Linked DNA regions of Mus musculus: all the other regions are linked to region 1. A link is a loop called in an ENCODE intact Hi-C map of the cell type or tissue named here. Cell type or tissue: heart. All regions are shown on one strand.

Region 1 (8,000 bases):
TTTATTTCTAGAGAATTAATTTTTTTGTTTTTGGTTTTTCGAGACAGGGTTTCTGTGTAGCCCTGGCTGTCCTGGAACTCACTTTGTAGACCAGGCTGGCCTTGAACTCAGAAATCCGCCTGCCTCTGCCATCTAGAGAATTAATTATAGTGGGTAAAATACAATTACTTTTGTAAAGATGATGTCATCAGTGTGAAGTTCTCTATCTGACATTTATTTAGTAGCTAACTGGTACTCTGAGAGAAAACAGCAGGTGGTAAAAGTGATCCGCTTGGGGTTGGGGATTTAGCTCAGTGGTAAAGTGCTTGCCTAGCAAGCCCAAGGCCCTGGGTTCGGTCCTCAGCTCCGGAAAAAAGAAAAAAAAGAAAAAAAAAAAAAAAAAAAGTGATCCGCTCTTGACTTGTAGCGTGACAATCTTCTTCCATCCCTTCCTGCTCTCGCAGACGTCAGTGATGAAAGCACTGGAAACTTAAACTGCAGACAGGGGATCTGGATTCAGTGTCAAAGAGAAATGTGATTTAAGAATTGGTGGAGGAGCCGCGCAATGGTGGCGCACACTTTTAATCCCAGCACTTGGGAGGCAGAGGCAGGTGGATTTCTGAGTTCCAGGACAGCCAGGGCTATACAGAGAAACCCTGTCTCGAAAAAACAAAACAAAACAAAACAGAACAAAAAAAAAAAGAAAAAGAAGAATTGGTGGAGGGCTGAAGAGAGATGAGGCTCACCAGTCAAGTGTGCCTGGTGCCTTTCCAGAGTTTGTTTCCCAGTTTCCACAGCAGGAGGCTCACAACCACCTGTAAGCCCAGCTCCAAGTCTGTGCTAGGTTTTTTTTACTTGTTTGTTTTGAGAGGGGAACAACTTGAACAACCCGGAGTCATCTGAGAACCTTAAGAAAATGTTTCCATGAGATTGGCCTATAGGTGTTTTGTTGTTGGTTTGGCTTCGCTTTTCAAGACAGGTTTCACTTTGAAGCTCTGGCAGTCCAGGTACTTGCTCTGTACCTCAAACTCAGAGATCTGCCTGTGTCTGCCTCCTGAGGGCTGAAATTAAAGGTGCACACCACCTCCTAGCAGGAATGATGGTTAATAGCGCTTAATTCCATCAGAGGCAGATGGATCGGATGCTTTGTTGAGGCATGTAGCTGAGTGGTAGAGCACTCCTGGATTTGACACCTTGTATTGAAAAAGACAAAACCAGGAAAGGCCTTTCTTGAGCTGTGCTGATGGACAGCACTTGTAATCCTAATGGTTGGACAGCCAGGGCAGAGAGAGTACAGGTTCCAGGTGAGTCTAATCTACATGGCGAAACACTGCTTTTAAAAAAGATGCCGGGCTGGTGAGATGGCTCAGTGGGTAAGAGCACCCGACTGCTCTTCCGAAGGTCCGGTGTTCAAATCCCAGCAACCACATGGTGGCTCACAACCATCTGTAAGAAGATCTGACTCCCTCTTCTGGAGTGTCTGAAGACAGCTACAATGTACTTACATATAATAAATAAATAAATATTAAAAAAAAAAAGAAACCCTTACTCCATTTAAAAAAAAAAAAAAAAAAAAAAGATGCCGTGCTGGAGAGATGGCTCATCAGCTAAGAGCACTGACTGCCCTTTCTGAGGACTCAGGTTCAATTCCCAGCACCCACATGGCAGCTCCCAGCTGTAAGTCCAAGATCTGATACCCTCACATAGATGGACATGTAGGCAAAACACCAATGAACATAAAGATGAGAAGGTGAGGAGGAGGGGGAATGGTGGTTTGTCCCTCAGTGTGCCTCCCAGGTGCCATGTGTTACAGATGCTCAGCTGTTTGTAGAAGTTTGAGTTTAGTAGATACACTGAGAGGTTTGTGTGTTCATCTTTATGACTGGTTGGGCAACAACTATTTGAAGAGGCCCAGAGGCTCAGTGTTGTGTCTGTGTATGTGTAGACTCATAACTTCATACCTGGTATCATTCTGCATCTTGTAGGTAGAGGCTAAGTAGAACAGGTTCTTCTCAGCATGAGAGGAATGCCGCCTGTTCTACAGAAGAGAGGAATTGCGCGCTTAGTTTCAGGCTTGCCGGCTTTGACAGGACTTAGCTAGCTAGCTCCATGACCAGCCCCCCTTATGGACTTGTAACTCTTCAGAAAGCAACTATTTCAGGCAAGTGGAAAAGTTGTTCTTCAGTAGAAGAGTTTAGTGGATTGGGTATGTCATGTTCACTGGTCAGCATTAGACCATGTAGTAACCCAGGCTTTGTGGATTATGCATCCCAATCCAGCCAGTATAGGACCCATGAAGCTGACCTGCTTTATTGGGGCTATAGATACAGGGTTCACTTTAGTTCTTAAATAAGACGAGGAGCTCTGATTATTTTTATTTAAATCTTTATTCATTATTATATGTTAGTACACTGTAGCTGTCTTCAGACACACCAAAAGAGGGCATCAGATCTCATTACGGGTGGTTGTGAGCCACCATATGGTTGCTGGGATTTGAACTCAGGACTTTCAGAAGAACAGTCAGTGCTCTTAACCACCTAGTCATCTCTCCAGCCCCTGATTTGGTTTTTAATCTGTGTTTATGATAATAGGCAAAATTTATCTTATAGATAGATTTCTTTTTTGTGTTTGTCAATACTGGGTTTTTCTGTGTAGCATTAGCTGTCCTGGAACTCAACCTGTAGACCAGGCTGTCCTTGAATTCACAGTGCTAGGATAAAGGGCCTGTCTAGTGCTGGGATTAAGGGTTTACACCATCACAACCTATGGGTTCTTAGCTTATAATTGCACGTAGTTATCTTTTTTGGGAAGCAGGGGGGGGTCGTGGTAGATTAGAGATAGGGGTTCTCTGTATAGCCATGACTGTCCTGGAACTCACCTTGTAGAATAGACTCGCCTTGAACTCAGAGATCTTCTGCCTCTGCCACCCCCACCCCAGTACTGGGAATAAAGATAACTGGCTCTTTTTTCTTACATTAACACCAACTATTATTGCCTGGTAGTTCAAAGTTCTAATAAAAGCTTTAGTGTAACTATTGTGTATACCACACTGACTGGCTGATTAAAGATTAACTGCCTTCATTTCAGGAAGGTTGGTAACGAATCCTAGCATAAGATAAGCAAGGTTGTGTCAGGTTTGAACTACAATGACCTCTAAAAAACACCCCAATAAGGTGAGAAGTGTTCTGAGGTGATGAGCAGTGTCTTTGAGAGCTGCTCATCTGAGATATACAGAAGTATGCATTGTTTCAGGTCATTTTCAGGTTAAATACATTGGGAAGGGACTACAACTAAGCAGTTAATGGGGATTTTTTTTCCCATTTTTAAAAGATTTGTTTGTTTGTCTTATGAGTGTGCTGTCACTGTCTTTAGACACACCAGAAGAGGGCTTTGGACCCGTTACAGATGGTTGTGAACCACCGTGTGGTATCTGGGATTTGAACTCAGAACCTCTGGAAGAGCAGTCAGCGCTCTTAACCACTGAGCCATCTCTCCAGCCCAGGAAAATAACTTTATATGTGGGTTTAGATGACTTTGTTTTATATGGATGGATGTCTTGCCTACATGTATGTCTTTGCACCACGTTTGACTGGCATCCTCAGAGGGCAGGAGAAGATATCAGATCCTTGGGGAACTAGAGTTACAGACAGTTGTGAGTCATCATGTGAGTGTTTGGAATTGAATCCAGTTCTTTGAGAAGAGCAACCAGTGCTCTTAGTCATTGAGCCATCCCTCTAGCCCTATTTTATTTTATCTTGAGACACAGGCTTACTATGTAGCCTTGGCTGGCCTAGAGTTCACTTCATAGACCAGACTGGACTCAAACTCAAAGACATCTGCCTGCCTCTGCCTTCCAAGTACTAAAACTAAAGGCATATACTACCATTCCCACCTAGAGTGCTTTTAAAATGGTCCATGTACTGGAGATGTTTCTCAGTGGTAAAGCATTTAACCTACCATATGTAAAAGTCCTGGGTTCACGCTCTGATATCACAGTAAGTATGTAAGTAATTAACTTGCACGAAATGTGATACAATGGTTCTTAGGTCAGACTGGTGACCTGGTGGTCTGGCAGTTAGCAGGACTTTAGTGTTCCTCAGGTCTTAGGATACTACAGCCTTACTGTTGTCTTTCCCCTCAAAGAACAAAATTACTTTCTTTAAGCTTAAAATACTGAAAAGCAAAAATACTACCAATAAGTGGAATTCAAGGTCAGTGGTGACTGATCCATTAACCTCCTGGATGTGCCATGTGGGGTCTTTCTTTCTTGATCCAACAGCATTTATTTTAGAGAAAGTTACTTTTAATCTCAAACTTTTTAAAGATGGTCTACCTGTCTGAGGCTATTCCTCATTAGCTTTACTGAAGTGTTATTTCTGAGGATGCCGGCTGCCTGTTATAGCCCCTTATCATGTTTTTCTCGCCCATAACTGGGTAAGTTACTCGCAGTGTAGCCTCTCTGGTTGCTGAGGTACGTAGGTATTGTGGTTGGAGTGTGAAGTGTCTCCGACAGGCTCATGTGTTGGACAGTCGGTCCCCAGTGGGTAGTGCTATTTTGGGAGGTGTAGAAACTTTAGGAGGTGGCTCTAGCTAGAGGAAGTAGGTCACTAGAGGCATGCCTTTAAAGTTACAGCCACTCCCTGGTCTCCTGCTTGCTCTCCACTTCTGGCCAACAAGGAAGGCGCCTCCTCTGCATGCTCTCATTGCCACTGCTCCATCCAACCATGTGCTGAAACCATGGGCCAGTAAGGCTTGCCTTCTTTAGGTTGACATCTGAGTTTTGGACATATTCTTGAATGCCAGGATAGCCAGGTCTACACAGTGGGGGTCCCTGGCTCCCCTACCCCCCCCCAAAAAAAAAGAAAGAAAAAGAAAAAAGGAGTAATGAAGCATTTCATTTGTTTGTAGATTCTCACTGTAGTTTTTCACTGCTCATGTACTGTAAGCAGGAGAAGAAAATGTGTAAACACGTTCCAGATCTTCTGTTGTTCCCCAGGAGCTGGAAAAGGATTTTAAACATCTATTAATTAGTCTGAAATTATAAAAAAGAAAAGAGGAAAGAAAGAGAGAGAGAGAGAGAGAGAGAGAGAAGAAGGAAGGAAGGGAGGGAGGGAGGGAAGGAAAGGAAAGGAAAGGAAAGGAAAGGAAAGGAAAGGAAAGGAAAGGAAAGGAAAGGAAAGGAAAGGAAAGGAAAGGAAAGGAAAGGAAATAAGGGCGTCTTTAATTATTTATGCAGTTTCAATCTCCTTTTTTCTTTATCTGTTTTTGGCTTTTCAAGACAAGGTTTCTCTGTAGCCCTGGCTGTCCTGGAACTCACTCTGTAAGGAGGGCTGCCTCTGCCTTTAATGCCCCTGGGATTAAAGGCATGGACCACCATCACCACCCAGCTGTTTTCTCTGTCTGTCTGTCTGTCTGTCTTGAGATGAGGTCTCGAAGTGTATTGGGATTTTTGCCTGTGCCACCATGCCCTCCTCTGTTCCAGTCCTTAGAACGCCCCCAGGACGCCTGCCCTGGCTCCCTACAGTCAGTACTTAGCCTGGCCGAGCACTGCAGTAAAGTCTCATGGTTGACTTTATTCTGGAAACAGTAGAAACTCCTGATTTGCTTGTGAATTGATGGTAGGATTTTGGAAATTCAGTGGCTGATTTTTTTTCCCTTAGTAGTCAAGGATATGAATAATGTGATTAAAATCCTAAAATGACTACAGTTTACATAGCCATAATTTGAATTACAATGGCCAGAATCCCAGGAAAGCTCTGTGTAAGTCATAGAAGAAATCATGGGTTCTAGACCACAGGAATTGACACCCTGTGATGACACCTTGGGTTCATCTTTTTCTCTAAGTGTGAGCAAGATTTTTTTTTTTTTTACTTCCTCTTCTTTGAGCCTGCTCCTTACTGAATTATGGAACAAAGGGGAACAGTGATGTGGCTGTTGACTGCCCAGGGTAGAACAGAACACAGAGACGTATATACTCCTCTGTCCTGTCCTGTTTGTGTTAAGAGACCAAGTCCAGGGCCTTGGGCTCGCCAAGCATATGCTGTAGAGCTGGAACTTGATCCTGAAGAGAAGTGACTGACTGTCTTTTTCCTGGTTGTCAGGGTGAGAATTTGGAGTCCTGCATGCCCTTTAAGGTCCACCTTGACAGAGATGAGACCTGGCAGAGGCATTTTTCTCAAGGCAGTTGAGGAAAAAAGCCTAATCAAACTCTGCATCTCTGAGTTCCAGGACAGCCAGGGCTACATAGTCTACACAGGGCTACACCCTGCCTCGAAAACAAAAGAAACAGAAAACTCCTTTCTGAGGACTGGGCTCTTACTTTTTATTTCTTATAGCCAAAGCAGCTTATAAAAGAAAGCATTTAATTGGGACTTGCTCCAGTTTCTGAGGATGAGTCCATTCCTCTCATGGTAGTAGGCGTGGCCTGGAACCACAGTGTGGAGCTTACTGAGCCACTGACTCCTCCCCTCGCCTCTATGCAGGTGGTAGGCAGGCAGAGAGGGAGGCAAGCCCTCCTCCAGACACACCTTCTAATGCTTCCTAAACTGCCCACCGCTAGGAACCATAGTCATTCCAACCACCAGCGGCCAAGGACAAGGGTGCTCAGTGAAACCCTTCCTTCTTCAGAAGGGAATGGATTTTCACAAAACTAATTTTATGCATGTCAAATCTAATAAAACTAGAAATATGAAGGAACTATATCAAAGATTTTATAGTTATCAGCATATCTATTGCTTTAATATTATAAGACAGTGGGCTTCCAGAGTGTATATACAAAGCTAATTCTTTGGGGGAGATAGGTGAAACAAAGTCTTACTTTGTAGCCTTGACTTGTTTGGAACTCAACTATATAGACCAGGCTGACCTCAAACTCTGCTTCTGAACGCTGGGATTGTGCTACCACATGTGGCTTGCAAGCTAATGCTTACATTACAAATACTCTGAAATCACAGTAAGTTTGTTTGGTGCACGCACAGCCGGAGGATGGACAGTAGGACAAACTGGGGGTGGGCGGCGGGTCCTGAGAGTGTAGACAGGGCTCTTGGGAGGTCAGACTACAACCTCAGATGCTGTTTCTCAGATACCTTGAACTGTTTGTTTGAGACAGGGCTTCTCAGTGGTATAGAATATCACCAATTGGCAAAGCTAGTTGTCTGTCAAGCTCCAGGGACCTGCCCAGCTCTGCAGTTATCTCCCCAGCACTGGGATGACAAGTGTGTGCCCCTGGCTTTTTCATGAATTCTGAGGATTCAAACTCCCAGGTCTTAATGCTTAAGAGGCAAGCATCCCCCTTACTGAGCCAGCCTTCACAATAATTCTGAAAAGCAAAGAATTTGCAAGTAAAAGTCCCTGTAATGATGGCTAATTGTGGTTTCAAATTCCTAGAGGTCCCACTGCCTCCGGGCCAGAGCCAGGAGCTCTGGTGCCCAGAAGCTGATGATCTGCACCCGGGACTGCTGTGCACTCCCCATTACAGGTGTGCCTCAGCACGTCTGTAACAGTGGGTCAGCAGTGATGAAACCGGAAGGAAGAACCAATGTTCAAGGGTTCTTTTATTGTTTGAAGCAAGCACATTGACAGAGGTACTTAAAAGTAGTAGAAAAGTTTATTAGATCTTTTTCTAGAATACGAGCACTCCCCTGGTTATGTAATAGGCAGTCTACAGTGTTTCTCTAGCCCCAAAGCCCTTCTGAGTGTCAGAGAACAAAACCTATACTTTATTTTTAAAAGGTTTTTGTTGTTGTTGGGTGGGAACAGTCAGTAGTAATCTTTGTCAGCAGCACCTGTCATAAACCACATGAGCAGCGTGAGCTGTTTCCTCCCTGGGGACTTGACAAGAAGCAAAAAGTAGCCGCAGAGTCAGTGTGGACCTTTTAGTGTTTAATGCCCACTCTGCTAGAAAGGGAAGCTGCAGAGAGACAGCCTGTCCCTGGGCACAGCATGGTAAATAAGCTCAGCAATAGGTAACCTCTGTAGGCCTCTGGGTTTTTGAGGTTTTTGGTTTTTTTTTTTTTTTTAAG
Region 2 (8,000 bases), 70 kb before region 1:
GTAATCATACTGCCATTATTTACTACCGTCGTTTATGTTGATGGTAACGACACTGGCAGTTGATCGATGAAGTGTGTGAGGAGGTTGGGGGAGGGGGCGGAGGGAATGCACGATGGCAGGAGAAAGAGGAACTACATCTCCCAGAACTCCCCTGACAAGCTTACACCGCGACGACGATGCTCCTCCCCTCCCACCGGCGCCCCGCCCCTCAGATGACGTCACAGAGGTGACATCACGGCGCCTAGAGCGAGGCTAGGGTAGAGAGGCCGACCGAGCTGGAGTCGTCGGCTTGTGGAGGAAGCAGCTGGGAGCTGGCGAGAGCGTGAGCGAGCGGGCGGGCAGGCGAACGAGCTAGCGCAGGCGGGAGGGAGCGGCGCACGGCGCGGAGCAGCGGCAGCCCGGGCCGCGGCGGAGCCTCAGTCGGAGGGCAGCCCGAGCGGGCGCCTCGGTCCCCGCCCCCACTCGGCGGGGCAGTGCCCGGTGTTCCCCCGTGCGGGGGGCGGCGGCTGAGCGGACCCCACGGGACCGCGCGGGTGTTGCCACCTCGGCCGAGGAGCCGGCGAGGCCGCGGGGCCCTGCGAGCTGGGCCCGGAGCCCGTGACAGACGGGCCAAGGAGGGGAGAGAGGCGGCGGCGGCGCAGGCGACGGGGAGGCAGCGGCAGCGGCGACACCATGTCATCCCCCAGTCCCGGCAAGAGGCGGATGGACACGGACGTAGTCAAGCTGTATCCTTCATGGAGGGGAATTCGGACTGCGTGTGGGGCGGGTGGGGGTGCCCACTCGAGGGCTCCGGGGCACTCCAGGCCACTGGCCGCGCCTCCCCTCCCTCCCCCAGTGCCTACGGCGGCCCCTTGGCACCTCCCCGGAGCCGAGGGCTTTTTCAGTCCCCCTTTATCTGCAGCCCCCCGAGATGTGCGTTGTTCTTCGCCTTCCTTGCACTCCCCCCCCACCCCCAGCCCCTGACTTTCCCTCTACGACGTTTGGATTCCTAAGACGGCCCTTTCTTAGGGGTGTGTGTGGGGGTATAACTAGACGCCTCCTTCGTCACCGGGAGCTCATCTTCAGGGTCTTTGCTTCCTGTTTGCTAGCTTTGGGTTTATGGGTTCATTATAGAAATTCCTGAGAGGGAAGCCTTTCTCTCTCTCTCTCTTTCTCTCTCTCTCGGGTGTCCCTGTTCCTTCCAGTCACAGTGCTGCTTAAACTGGGGTAACTCAAGCAACCTTCTTTATCCCTAATTCCTTTCTATATTAGGAAGAGAGTAGCCTGCCCAGGGCCCCCTCTTGTAATAAAGAGCTCCGTGTGTTTTAAATCAGACACTCCTGTTAAGCCTTCTGGTCTGGAGAACCTTCCTGTTTTTCTTTCTACTCACAAAGCCTATCCCACTCATAGTGCATGCAGTGAGGACCCCCAGGCCCTCTTAGCAGGCAGGCCACCCTCCATATTGTGGAACTGACAGCTGGGACGAAGGAGAGAAAGGAGCTCCCCGAACAAAATAGCCACTTGAGCAAAACTCCCTCTGAGGATATGGTTCTTGGGGACTGCTTGCCCTGATCTGGGCCAAGTGACACCTTTTATTTTCTACCCCTTCCCCCAGCTTTATATACACCCGAGGTTGCAGTGGGAGAGCTGTAACTGATAAGAGTCCTCCAGGCAGTGGTTTTGGTTGGAATCCAGGCTGATTTTTTTTTGCATGACCAGTAGAGAAATTCGCGAAGGTTCCTAAGGCAAATCGAGCATTTAAAAAAATGTTTTTATTTTTTGAGGGTGGGGGTGAGAGCCCAGTGTTGTAAATAGCTGATCCCCAGGGAGAGGGTGAGGGGGGGCGGTAGTGTGTGAAAGGCTGTTAACAAGTCTTGTCTCCTGTTTCTCTTTTCTGCCTCGCCCCCATCCCCCAACCATTTCCCCCGTTGCAGGATTTTGTTTATATAACTCAAGTTGTTTGTCTAGATTCTTCAGGTAATTCCTTCTCTTACTTGTTGCTGTTTTTTATTTTTTTATTTTTCCTAAACATCAGTGGTGGTTGTCAAAAACTCAGTTATGGAATTTGCTGAAGTTTTTAAAAGTAGTTTTTGCTTAGGATTTTAACTTGGGGGATGGGAGGAAAGTTGCCTAGGCAAGAGTTTTCTTTTTCATTTTCTTTCTTTTTTTTTTTTTTTTTGTGACATCTTTTCAAGAATAAGAAGGTATTTTTTCTCTTTGCCCAGGGGAGAGCTGGCTAGAAATTAAGAATAGTGGTTAGACTCGCAAGTTTTAGGGTTTGAAATCTAGAATTTGGGGGAAGGGCAGTAGTAGGAAGGACTAGAGTGAAGCCAGTAAGAAAGAGTATTACGCTAGATACACACCTAGGCAAATGTGACATCTACTCTTTTATGGGCTGTTTGTGGCTGTGATTGTTTTGTAAATGCATGAATGATACCGGAATGCTGGCTTTTCATACCGCAGGAAAACTTGTAACCATGGCTCTGTACATTCTACACAAAGCAGTTGGGGGGGTATTTTTGTTTAGAAACTAGGAAATGACATGGTGCTAGACTTAGGAGTTTTTTTTGTCTTGAATTGAGAGTTTGAGAGTTACCATCACACCTAATGCAAATTTCACCCTAATGTATAATTGGGATGGAGTGGGGGAGAGAATTCCAGCTGTTTTTGATCGATGTCAGATCCTCAAATTACGTTCATATATAGATTTCTGAAAGATTGAGGATAAAGAGTGAGGCCTAACTTGACCTGATGCCTTTTCCATACAGTGCCTTTTGTTCACGTAGTAGTTGTGGCATCTAGAATGATTACCGCATTTAGGAGTCCGGGTGTGTGGGGGGGTGACTAGTGGGGGGGGGCAGCGAGGGAGAGGGAAACAAAGAACAGCGGGGTGTCTCTCTTCCCCCTCTCCCTAAGTGGCTTATTTCATAGCTTATTTTTAGTAGAAGATGAAGAAAGGCAAAGATGCACTGGCTTCTGTTCTTTCCCCACCTCCCTTGCTGACAAAGAAAGCAGGGCTCTTTAAAACTGTAGATTTCTGAGATAAGAGGATAACAGTTTTGATTTGAAAGCTAGAGGCTATCTCTACTTCAAGTTTATTTTCTGGTTTAATGTAGTTTGGGAGTGAAAATTTTTCGGATTTCCTTTTGTGTGTGCATGTTTGTGTGTATTGTGGAGGTGAGAGATTTTATGGTCTCCTTTCTCAGTTGAATTCACATCAGTAGGCCCAAGTGGAGTTTACAATTTTGGGGAAAGGTATACTTAGTGAAAAATTTAAGAGTGAATTCTTCAGTCTGCTGGTAAGATGGGTACAATCACCTGTCAGTGCTGAGGATTAAAAATGAAAGATGGTGGTAAGGAAGTAGAAAGAAAAGGTCTGAAGGAATGTCTGGTACTTGTCGTCGTCCCTCCGTGGTTTCTTTGGTAGAGGCTGATAGCCAGTTTCATCAATGTCTCCTGTTTCAGCCCATTTTTGGCTGTCTTCTGGGCATAATTACACTACAAGGATTTATAGCTTGGCAGCAACCTATATGGTAGGAAAGTAGCGGTGTGGGGGTAGGGAGAGAAGAGGGTGTGTTACTAATTGGTCACTGCTTTCCTGCACCTTGCCAGACACGGTCTCTTTCAGAGCCAGTGGTATTTCTTTTGTGACGGGTTGGTAGGATAGCCGACTCCCAAGTTATGCAGGGAGTGAGTGTTTTGCACCAATGCACTTAATCTGCTGGGCGATTATACTCTGAAACTCTGACTCATTCATTGTTTCTCTTCTGATCCTCAGCTGAGGGTTGTGCAAACCTCCACAGGAGCCTAGAAACTGATTTACATGACTTTCGGGTGCTGCGGGATAAAAACCACTTGTCTTTAGCCTAGGTTCTGTAAAATGATCTTGGATAGTGCAGCCATTTGCTTGCCAGAGCCAGGTAGATTGCTAGCCTTGAGAGCCACACAGGACTAGCCACCTTTGAGGTTTCCATCGGCAACCACTGATTATTTAGATTGTCTGAGAACTGGGACTCTGGTGACCTTAAGCGTGATTTGCCCTAAAGGAATATTGGTTGAAGTTGTCCCTGGTGGAGGAACAAACAGCTCAGGTTACATGGGTTTCCTTGTTGGTGGGGGTGACTGTCTCGCCCTGTTGCACAGCTCTGGTGAGCCTTTTATCTGTGAACCAGTGCCCCTGCTGAAGGCTAGAGCTGCTTGTTTTGGAAAAGCGTATGCAGGCAAAAGGCCGCAGGCACAGCTCCTTGCAGCTCATTGGCTGCTCTGTTACTACCCGGAAAAGGAGGAGGGGTGGAGCTACCAAACAGCTGATGGGAGTGTGTGACAAGAGTGTGTTTACATACAAAGGAGGTGGGGGCTGGGGATGCCTTGAGCTGCTGACAGAACCAAGGGTATTTTCAAGGGGTAAAAAAAGGAAAACCTGTACTCAGACTCAAGAAATGTTCAAAAAATTAAACTAGAAAACTGAATCTTATCATAATGGGGACTTGGCACACCTCTCGTTGCTGTAATACTTGGAAATTTCGAATACTATGACTTTTCAAAGACTGTCTTTTCCAGGAGATCTCAGTAACAAAACAGGATATGACGTTTTAAATGTCCTTAAGTGACTTATAGTTAATAGTGACTTAAACCTGTAGTGGGAATGGACCCCCAGAGCTCTAAGCTTGCTAGAATTTAAAGAAAAGCTGGTGTTTGCTGTAAGGGCTTCAGAAATTTTCTGGAACAAGTTCAAACCTCTAAATATTTGTGCACCCTCTTTGTGTCAGGCACAGTGTGTCAATGTGGAGGGGTTAGTGAGAAGTTCAAAGTGGTGGACGTAGTACTTGTGGAATTAGTTTTTGTTTGTTTGTTTATCGAGACAGGGTTTCTCTGTGTTGCCCTGGCTGTCCTGGAACTCACTTTGTAGACCAGGCTGGGCTCGAACTCAGAAATCCATCTGCTTCTGCCTCTGCCTCCCAAGTGCTGGGATTAAAGGTGTGCACCACCACCGCCCGGAGTGGAATTAGTTTTTGAATTGTTTCTTTAAATCAGAATGTGGGATCAGCATTGTGTGTTACACCTTGCTTTTTTGAATACTTAGTATTTTCAAGATTGAATCCCCCCCCACACACACACCTTTTTGCCAGCTGTGGTGTCTCACACCTTTAGTATCATTAATTGGAAGGCAAAGGCAGATGGATCTCATGGCCTGGGCTACATAGAGACCCTGTCTCAAACAACAAAACCTGATTTTTTTTTTTTTAATGAAAGTTAAAAAGTAATTTTATGTGATGAGGATATATATGGGCATCCAAATGCCTTTATTTTTTATTTTTTTTTTTAAAACATTAAAACAAAAGCATTGAAATGTGAAACCATTTATCTCAGACTTTAGCTTTGGCGTGTTTGCTGTTAATCAGCAGTTATCCCTAAGTTATTCATTGTTTAATTTGTGTTCAAAGTGTAGGCAGTCTTTTAACCAGCCCCTGTCCATTGGCAACCTGTGGTTGACCCCTTATTTCCTGTGGCTTCTCTCTTGAGTTGGTGAGGTGAAAGAATAAGTTTATGGTCTCAAAGCTAAAACTTGAAAACTTGGCAACTCCCAGTGTTTTGAGTTTGTCTTCCCTGCATAGATTTTGGTGACACAGGGATGATTATAGCACTTATTTTGGTAAACCAAGAACCTCTGTGAGTTTTGCAGTGAAGTTGTAAAATATAAACAAGCTTACAAATTCAGCTTATATGAAGGAAAAATCTTGTGTAGGTGTAAGAGACCCTTTCTCTCTGGGTATGCAGTAAGGCGACCTGGTTTGTTAGTTTGGGTAGTGTTGTGACTTTCCCAGCACTCTGACTGGTATTTACACACACATGCAGTTGGGATCTCATTTTATGCTTCCAAGAACCATTGAATTTCTTTAGACATGTAATTCAGATCCTATAATGCTTACAGTGTAGTAGCTTTTTACCTGGAGACCTAGAGAATCTGTGTTTTAATGAAACACTTTAATGAAAGACATAGTAGGGTTTTGAAAGTATTATAATAAAGTAATTGGGGAAAATATAGGTTACAAAAAGGGAAAGAAAACAGCCACTCATAATCTTATCCTTTAAATAATAGTTTTCAAACTTGAGTGTGATCTTACTTGCTTGGAGGGTTTGTGAAAACTGGTTCTGGATCCCACCGTGGACTTCCTGTTTCAGGAGGTCTAGAGTGGGGTCTGGGAGTGAGAGACTGTGGAAGACGTCATCCTCAAACCCTAGCCTGTGGCTGTCTCTCCGAGGCATGTATTCTTGCCAGGAGTTCTTGTTTCCGACGTCATGACCATGTTCTATGTACCTGCTCTGTAACTGCTTTTCCCTGTTAAAAATACTGGAAATAAGCTGGGCAGTGGTGGCACACGCCTTTAATTCCAGCACTCGGGAGGCAGAGGCAGAGGCAGGCAGATTTCTGAGGCCAGCCTGGACTACAGAGTCAGTTCTAGGACAGCCAGGGCTACACAGAGAAACCCTTTCTCGAAAAAACAAACAAACAAATCATGGAAATAGGGCTGGAGAGATGACTCAGTGGGTAAGCATTGACAGGAGTTCAATTCCCAGCAACCACATGGTGGCACATAACCATCTGTCATGGGATCTGATGCCCTCTTCTGGTGTGTCTGAAGGCAGCAACAGTTTATATATATTTATATCCATCCATCCACCATCCACCCAGGGACAGAAATCAGACCAAAGGCTGAGAAGAAGGAAGAACTATAAATTGATAAAAGAAATTTTTGCCACCTAGGCAATGGAAGCAGGAAGATGAGGAGTTCAAGACTAAACTGAACTGTGTGAGATAGAGGCAGCAGAAGCTCTACTAGGAGTCCATCCTAAGCTATACAGCAAGATTATGTGTGAAAAGACCAAAGGCTATAGAGATGGCTTAGTGATTAAAAGCACTTGAAGCTTTTGTGGAGGTCTGGGATCTATTCTAAGTACCTACATGGTGTTTCACAGTCACCCATAACTCCCATTCCAGGAGATCTTAAAGTCTTGTTGATTTCAGTGTGTGTTGGGGCGGGGATGGAGTGGGGTAGTAGCATGTATGTAGCACGCGCGCGCACACACACACACACACACACACACACACACGCACAGCACACGCACACACACGCACACACATACACACGCAGATTTGTACATATAAAAAGTGTTTTTTGTTTTCCAAATGGTGGAAAGAGAGAACTCAAAAAAGCTATCTTTTGACCTACACACACATATACACAGAAATAAATTTGGGAGTGGGGGGTTGTGTCTCACTGTTTAGCCCTAGCTACCTTAGAACAGGCTGGCCTCAAATTCACCCTAACCCTAATCCTAATCCTAAGTGCTGAGATAAAAGGTATGCACCCCACACCCCAATACAGGGTCTCCTTATGTAGCCCTGGCTGTTCTGGAACACAATCTGTAGACCAGGCTGGCCTTGAGACCTGAAGGCCTCTGCCTTTCGTTGCTAGGATTAAAGGTTTGTGTCACCAAGCCCAGCTGAAAAGTAGGTTTTAAAAATCAGTGGCATTGCTGGGCGTGGTGGGGCACACCTTTAATCCCAGCACTCGGGAGGCAGAGGCAGGTGGATTTCTGAGTTCAAGCCCAGCCTGGTCTACAAAGTGAGTTCCAGGATAGACAGGGCTATACAGAGAAACCCTGTCTCAAAAAACCTCAATGGCACAAATCACTTCACAGCATCTGAGTTGAGGCTAGCTTGGTCTGCATAAGAAGTTTTGGCTACCCAGAGGTACATTGTGACAAACCAACAAAAAAGGACAACTATGGGTGAGATAATACAGTCACTACTCATTATCTTCTACTACTTCCTTTTAGATTCTTTTTGGAACTTTTTTGTTTGTTGTTTTGTTTTTTTGAGACAGGGTTTCTTTGTGTAGCCCTGGCTATCCTGGAACTCACTTTGTAGACCAGGCTGGGCTTGAACTCAGAAATCCACCTGCCTCTGCCTCCCGAGTGCTGGGATTAAAGGTGTGTGCCACCAGTGCCCAGCTTTC
Region 3 (8,000 bases), 47 kb before region 1:
AAAGTCTGAGGGTGGCCTGGGCCACCAGCCAGTTCGATCTGGATTATGGAGTGAGATGCTGTCTTGAAACACTTGAGGCCATGTCTGTAGTTCAGTGACAGTCATGCAAGAAGTCCTGAGCTTGATCCTTGACCTCCACAAATAAGCATAGAAGGTAAAACTTGTGTAAATCTTGTTTTTTATATGCAAAGCCATTTGCCTTTTGTTTAGTATTTATTTTCCTACTTGATAATGGCTTTGTGTCATCTCTTCCTTTTCCTGCTGCTTTCTTTTTTCCTTCTGTTTTTTGATAGAGAGTTTCACTGTAGCCTCTGCTGACCTTGAGCTCTCAGAGGTCTGCCTGTCTGCCTCATGCGTGCTTGGATTAAAGGTACATACTAAATGCTTATTTATATCATGGGTTTGCTCTGTGGCCCAGTTTGGCCTTGAACTCCTGGTCCTCCTGCTTCCCTTGAGAATGCTGGGGTTATAGGTGCGCCTTGAGTAGTGTATTAGTAACTTTCTCATTTCTATAAGTAGACCTTAATTTACTTATGGGTTGAGGGGGACTGTGGCCTATGGGGCAGGGAAGGCCTTGTGTGTAGGTAGAGGGCTCCTGTCAAGGCAGGAGTATGAGTACGACAGTTGCTTGCAGTTAAGGAACCAGGAAGCAGAGAAAGAGGCGCCAATACAGTCCCAGCTGTAACCCTCAGGTCCTTCTCTCCAGGGACCTCCTTTCTCTAGCTAGGCTTTACCTAAAAGTTTTGCAGCTTCCCCAAACTGTGCTACTAGTTAGGGATCAAACATGAGCTTGTGTGCACCTTTCTTTCCCTTCTTCACCTGGTCTTAGTTATGTATCTATTTAAAGATGACTTTGATCGGGAGGCTGAAGGAGAAGGATGAGGGAGTAAAAGGTCAAGCCTGGGCTATAGCAAGACTTCATTTCAGAACAAATGAAACCGGGAAGATAAAACAGGCACCGTGACCGCTGCCTGTACACCCTGCTCCTCGGGAGGGTTGGGACTGGGGTGCGTGGGTTTCACTTTGAACTTAGAGGTTCCACTTTGGGATACAGTGTATAGTAACTTCTTGTCCAGTCTGGGCTGTACAGTGAGTCTGTTTCTTAAGGGGACGGGTGGTAGTGGAGAGATGACTCCATTCGCTGTACTTGCCGAGTACCCACATTCCATTCCCAGCACCCATACGAGACAGTTTACAATGGCCTGTAACTTAACCTCAGGGGGGTCGGGTGCCCTTTTTTGGCTTCTGCAGGCACCTGCACACATGAGTACAAGACACAAATATTTTTTTTAAAAGCAAAGTTAATGCATTGTTACTAATATTGTTCCTGCTTTATGATCATAACATCTGAATAAGTAGCATATGTAGTTTGCCATTTTATTTTTTACTTTGTTTCATTACTAAGTAGCTCTTGCCGACATGGAACTTGCTGTGTAGATCAGGCTACCTTGAACTTGAGATTTGCCTGTCTGTGTCTTCTAGTATTGGAATTAGAAGTGTGTGCCACCATTGCCCAGTTCTTCAATGCACTTTAACCATAAGCACAGAGCAGGGACCAAGCTTTGGAAATGTTCACAGTTGATTCTTTGTTGTTTCTTGTAATAGAGTCTTATACTGTAATCTAGTGAAATTTATTTTGTAGCCCAGGCTGGCCTTAAACTTTGGCACTCCTAGTCTCAATTCCCCCAAGTGCTAGGATTACAGACATGAGACCACACCAGAGAATGCTTCCCTAAAGAAGCTGAGTGTCATAGTGAAAAGAGTCAAACAAGAAAGCATGGAAGGTGGTTGGTGGATGGATATAAGTCTGTACGTACTTGAGTGCAGGTGCGTCTGATCAACTGTGGGTTTCTGTTGGTAGACAGGCTGATCTGCTGATCTGGGACTACTACTCTGGAATCTATAGAATTCACTTCATACTTCTCTGGTGTCTCCCACCAGTCAACGAAAGGAGGACCCTTGGAAAAAAATAAGTATCTATGGAGGTTTGAAACTTCACCATGGGTTGTCAGGGGGCATCCTTCCACTTAAGGAATAAACCTAAGGCTTTGGACATGACAGGCAAGCACTGTACCACTGGAAAGATTAAGCCAGTGATGAGATGCTGTGTCCCTTTCGTTTCTAGAAATGGATCCTGGAATTAGCTAAAGTGTTGTGAAGGGCTGTTCCTGCAATGCTAGCCTGAGTCAGTGCATCACCTGCTTACCCAAGCATTTCCACAGTTTCCTGTTTAAGGCAAGCTTTTGTCCACTGTAGGACTAGTATTACAGGTGTAAGATTAAGGCAGGACAGTAGTCGCCCTTGTCTGATGGGATGCAGGCAAGGCTAAAACATCTTTTCCCTGTGTCCTGGGCAGCAGGCAAATCTGTTACTGTATATGTTAGGAGTGGGAAACTTGTGGTCCTTACCTTGTTTCAGTTTTGTTTTTCAGGGCCATCTGAAAAAGCAGGATGGATGATTCAGTAGATGAGACAAAGACCTGGCCAAGATTTTTTCAAATAATATATAAATACAAGCAGTAAATTTCTCTTTTGTCTTTGTTCTGTAGTCTTGTTTTTTTGTTTTGTTTTTAAAGAACAACAGGCATTAATTTGGTGTGGTGGTGCATACCTGTAGTTGTAGCACTTGGGATCTATAGGTTAAGTAGGATCCAGGGTTCAGTTGTGACCAGCCCTGTCACTGGGAATCCGAGTCTTCTGGTAGAACAGCCAGGCTCGTAACCATTGAGCCATCTCTCCAGGACCAAATACTGTATGTATTATAGATCTTTTAACTTTAATTTGGCTCATTATAGACCAAGTGTTTGTAATCTGGAATTCTCAGGATTGCAAGTGTTTTGGGTTCTGGACATTTCAAATGTTTACGTATTCTAGATAAGGTATTTGGGGGAAGAGGCTCAAGTTTAAACACATTTTTGTTTTATACACACTTTGTACAAAGTTTGAAGGTAATTTTACATGTGTATTTTAGTAGTTTTTTTACATGAAACTTTTTCTTTCGTTCATTCTTTTGTTTGTTTGAGAGAGGGTTTCTCTACGTAGCCCTCAGTGTCTTGGAACTCACCTCTGTAGACCGGCCTGCCTTTGAACTCAGAGCGATCTGTCTGCCTCTGTCTCTGGGATTAGTGACGTTTTCCACCATCATGTCATACTCCTTTGTAATCAGATACTGTTTAGTGCTTCTCTTTCAGGCTCTTTGCAAAGTGGTCATGCCAAGAGGAGCAGAAACATGGCTCCTCTCCATCCTGGATTCTAGGAAGCTTGAATCAGGAGGGTGAGTTAGATATTTTCCTGAAGATTATTTATATATATGGGTGTTTGGTTTGCTTCTACATCTGCACACCAGATGAACGCATCAGGTCCCATGGAGCACAGTTAGAGATGGTTGTGAGCTGCCACGGGATGCTGGGAATTAACTCAGGACCTCTGAAAGAACATTCGGTGCTCTTACCCACTAAGCCATCTCTCCAGTCTGACTGTGTCAGGTACACAGAGGAGAGAGACATATCTCAGCTCACTTAGGCAAAGGAAGCTGTTGGGAGATAGCACTCAATCTTGGTCATGGAAGGGTTTCTTGAAGGAGCACTGGAGTTGAAAAGAGAGGGCTGATCAGAAGCATAGACTGTAGACATCACAAAGGACTAGGACTTTAAGTGACTACTTGGGATTTGTAATACCCCGGGATGAGCACAAGGGGACAGCCTGTAGACATGGAGCTGGAAAATGAGTGTCATCTTGCAAGCACTCAGAGGCAGGATGTAAAACAGTAGTGTTTTGTTTTATTTTTGCCTAAAATTGTAGTGTTTAAAAATAAGAGCCATGCTCAGTGTGGTTGGGCATGCTCATAGGCTCAGCACCAAGAAGGCTGAAGTTAAAGGTGAGTGCAGCCTGGGCCAACTAGCATTAGACTCTCTTCAAACTAACTAATGTTACGGACAGCCCACTTTGTTTTAAGACAGGGTCTTGGTCTGTTGCACACAGTGACCTGGAACTGGTGATTACCCTACTTCAGACTCTGTAAAGGTGGAAATTATTGATTGGCATGTGTCCTACATCTTGCTGAGTTTTACATTTTAGTTTCAAACTTGTAAGTTTCTCCATCTGCTTTTTACCTTTTGAAGCAGTAGGGATGGTTTTTCTTTTAAGCTGATCTCAGGTTGGTAATTGGCTATCCTAGTGTGAAAATATTTATAGCCTGGTACATGGTGTGTTGAGTCTCATCCAGGCTTTTCTGTTTTAAGTGGCTCAACAGCTGAACGTCACAGGTGTTCTTTGTTGTCAAATAGGATAGGTATAGTTTTGTGTTAGGTTGGTAATTCTTAAGAATTTGTATTTTTGGAAAGTGCCTTTCATGAGGCGATTTTAACTTTAAGTAATCACTATGGTTCTTTTTCTAAAATTTGTATTATTTTATAGTATGGATGTTCTGCCTGCACGTATGTCTGTGTACCACTTGCATGCCTGCAAAAGCCCGAGGAGAGCATTAGATCCACTGGAACTGAAGTTGCAGCCGGTTGTGAACCACTGTGTGGATGCTGGGAGTCAAACTTCATCATCCCCTGTAGAGCGTTCGGTGCTATTAACCACTCAGCCATCTCTCCAGCTTCAACTGTGTTTTTAAATTTGATCTTTGTCTTTTGGCGACAGGGTCTGCAGACCAGGCTGCCTTGAACTCATTCCACTCCCGCCCTTGCCTCTTGAGAGCTGGGCTGCAGGTGTGCACTACCACACTGGGCTTGGTTTGCTATGTTTAATTGAGGAGAATCCTATGCATATAGAGTCATTTTCCTGGATCTTAGTTAGTTTAAATTTTAACTATATTTCTTAAATTAGATACTTTCCTTCATGCTATTTCTAAAATAAAGCCCTTTTATTAGTGTATATTTAATCTGTGAAGAGTTTTCTGAGGGAACCATGCTTGAAATGGAAAGTGCTGAACAGGAGGAGTGTGTACCACACCATATCCCTGCCTGGGCTGGCTTCTCAGGACCATTAGGGACATGCAGAGCCTGTCAGCCTTACTCTGTCACCTTCTCCAACTCAGCTTGTATACCCTTAAAGCACAAACGTGTATGCGTACAGTTTGACAGTTCCTGGCTAGGGCTGGTGCTCTCTGATTTACTTCTGCATTTAGCAGATGTTAATTCGTGTTTACAGGTTGGCACAGAGTGGAGCAGCTGGATAGAAGGTGACCATTCTAAAATAAACAGAACAGAACAATGTAATCTTGAGTTTGTAGGTAGCGTGTGAGACCGAACAAATGGGAATCCTGTATAGGTGGTTTGGCCATGAGTTGAGGTGTTAAGCAAGTGAACAGGATGGTCTGTGTACTGTGTAACCGTGAAGCCGCTTACCTACATTGTCAGAAATGGAGTCTATAGTAGAAGAGCGATTTTCTTTTTCTTAGTTTTTGAAATGAAGTATGGCTTGTACATCTGAAGTCAGTGTTGCAGCCTGGATAGAGTGGCTCCTCTTGGTCCTGGATTTGTTGCCTAGTTTAAGGGTTTTTGGTTTTTTTCTTTTTCTTTCTTTGTTTTGTTATTTTTGTATATGTTTGTGTTTTCTTCTTTTTTTTTTTTCATTTTTTAAAATTTCAGTTAGAAGTCAGACATAGGAAAATGTTTTTAAAGTGAGAGACTGTGGCTGGCAGGGTGCCCAGTGGGTGAGGGCTGGCTGCTGTGTCTGGTTCCCTGCATTTGACTCTCATGACCCACGTGGTAGGGGAGAAGACCTACTCTACACACTGCCCACTGGCCTCTGGCGTGTGCTCCCACACATGGGCCCTTCCATCAGAGTAAATGTGACGAAAAGTAAGAGAAAAGAGAACACAAAATTACCAACCACTTGTACATAGTCTGTTTCAAATAACTGAAAAATTTAGGACAAAAATTGGTCAAACTGTGGAAACCCAAGTGTGTCGGCTTCTGTGGTGGAGAAAGCTAAGGTCAAGATTATTCTCCTGTTTCTTCTTGACTTCTCCTTACATTGAGTATCTGCATGGAGAACTGAAATGTTTTTGAGCTACATAACCCAGCCTGGCTTTTAAACCCATGGCGGTTTTCCTATCTCGGCTTCTGAGGTGCTAGGATTATAGGAATAAGTCACTCTATCCAGATGAATTTCATACCTTTATTGGAAGATTATGCCAGTTATAATGCCCATTAAAATTTTGTTTCTAGAGTCCTGAAACAGATGTAATTATCTGCTTAGGGAAACCAACAATTACTGTCTTGCTACTGTTGTGGTCATGGGCGTAAGCAAGCAGCTCTTGAGGGTTCATGTCCACTGTTGCCTCAGTCTTCTTCCTCCTGCTCCTGTCTGCGCGCTCTGAGACCTTAGAGAGGGCTTTCCAGGGTAAGGGTATTGTCTGCCTGCCTGCCTGCAGGCACTAGCAGTGGAATGCATAGATTAAAGACTGGAGCACATCAAGAACTCTTCCTTTAACCGAAGGGAGGCAAGCCAGTGGTTTTAGTTTTATGAAATGTGTTTCTCTCATTCCTGTAAAGCTATAAAAGTTACTTTCACAACCTCAGGGAAAGACGCAGCTTCCCCTAAAGACCATGCCTTGTGGTGGTGGAGGAGGTTGGTTGTCATTATCCTGAGGCTTACACCAGTGGCAAAGGCTCTGAATGCCTCCTCTAAGCCAAGCCATGCTCTCAGTAGCATTACCCACTGACGTGGCTGTGTGTCCTATGCCAAGCATGCACTTGTTTTTTTAGTACTCTGCATGGCTTCCTTGGTCCTCAAAATGACTGTAGGAGATAACTAATGCTGTCTTACAGAGGAGAAACTCAGGCTTAGGTTAAGTAAAATTGCAGACGCTGGCAGTCAGCTTAGGCTTCCTTCGTCTGGAGCTTTGACTCTGAACTACTAAATTCTGTATCATCATACTGGTAACTCTGACCAGGTGGCAGGGTGTGGCCTACTACCAGGGGGGCCCAGAGATAAAGGTACTTTCTTTTTTTTTTTTTTTTTTTTTTTTTTGGTTTTTTGGTTTTTTGAGACAGGGTTTCTCTGTATAGCTCTGGCTGTCCTGGAACTCTGTAGACCAGGTTAGTCTTGAACTCAGAAGTCCTCTTGTCTCTGCCTTCCAAGTGCTGGGATTAAAGGCATGAGCCACCACTGCCCGCCTTAAAGTTACTTTCATAAGGCTCCTGTTAAAACCTGGGTCAGTGAGAGCTTGTGCTTTTCCACACTGTATCATGTGATATGACCTCAGAGTATATTGATGCAATATCTGATTGACAAGGATCTTTTCATTTCTGTATGGGCTGTCCTGTTCTCAGACCTGCTGTTTAAAAGTTGATCTGTGAGCTAGTATTTGCATTATAAACTCATTTTCTCCTGGCAGTAGGTGTCATACCTAGTGGATGCTTAATTGATAACTTCTTAAGCCAGTGACTCACCTGGGTTCTAAGATCTCAACTGAGTTCCAAGGAAAAAGGAAAGCAAGTGTGTGTTCCTACTAGTTTGCATGGTACACTCTTGCATGTCCTTCTTTCAGATGTTATCTCAGTGTAAGTATAAAGTCTGGGAGTGTGTGCAAAAACAGGACCAGCCAAGTCAGACTTGATTCTCCGACCACTCTCCAGGGGTCTGGAGGTAAGGCTTTTAATTTTAACTTAATTTGTAAAATGTATTGGTGTCCTTATGAGACAGCATTGGGGCTTAGATGAGACAAACAGGCCACAGGTGTTTAGAATGGTAGCTGAATTATTGGAAATAAGGGCAGTGGTGGGGTAGCTGTGGATGCTTCATGGACCAACACTGATTTGTAACAATAAAAAAATAAACAATAAAAAATTTATAAACAATAAACACTTAGGCTTTTTTTATTTTATAATGATGCTGATTGACTTAAATACTGTGTTTTCCAATCAGTTATAGGGGGTGGGCTGTTGAGGCGTGATCTCTCTGAATAGCCTTGGATGTCCTGGAACTCACTGTGTAGACCCAGATGGCCTTAAACTCAGAGATATGCCTGCCTCTGCCTCTCAAGTG

What was found. A loop is a pair of places that touch in the nucleus more often than their neighbours do. Peaks named below come from ENCODE experiments on the same cell type or tissue, not always from the same donor. Only the 100,000 strongest peaks of a DNase experiment are listed, where the experiment ranks them.
Region 2: a loop joins it to region 1, with 2.2 times the contacts of the local background. A loop is called at or near these places in 2 of 42 quality-filtered maps.
Region 3: it touches region 1 in a loop (2.0-fold over the local background); 6 of 42 quality-filtered maps call a loop at or near these places.

The regions. Positions count from the first base shown.
Region 1 is chr6:30,226,996-30,234,995 of GRCm38, reverse strand. All of the region lies in intron 5 of Ube2h (ubiquitin-conjugating enzyme E2H), which reads left to right. Among named protein-coding and RNA genes, the nearest start is that of Gm31221, 53 kb to the right of the region's middle. In heart, no CTCF peak of the experiment used is centred here; a DNase peak (open chromatin) is centred at 4,545; H3K27ac peaks cover 1,087 bases.
Region 2 is chr6:30,296,777-30,304,776 of GRCm38, reverse strand. It overlaps Ube2h (ubiquitin-conjugating enzyme E2H), which reads left to right and starts at 238. Exons shown (of 7, transcript NM_009459.3): 1 at 238-725. The coding sequence starts at 673. 1700095J07Rik (RIKEN cDNA 1700095J07 gene) reads right to left here and starts at 162. Exons shown (of 2, transcript NR_166056.1): 1 at 1-162. In heart, a CTCF peak has its summit at 4,124; DNase peaks (open chromatin) are centred at 216, 1,526, 1,816 and 4,216; H3K4me3 peaks cover 4,681 bases; H3K27ac peaks cover 4,285 bases.
Region 3 is chr6:30,274,263-30,282,262 of GRCm38, reverse strand. All of the region lies in intron 1 of Ube2h (ubiquitin-conjugating enzyme E2H), which reads left to right. Among named protein-coding and RNA genes, the nearest start is that of Ube2h, 26 kb to the left of the region's middle. In heart, a CTCF peak has its summit at 3,687; no DNase peak of the experiment used is centred here; H3K27ac peaks cover 333 bases.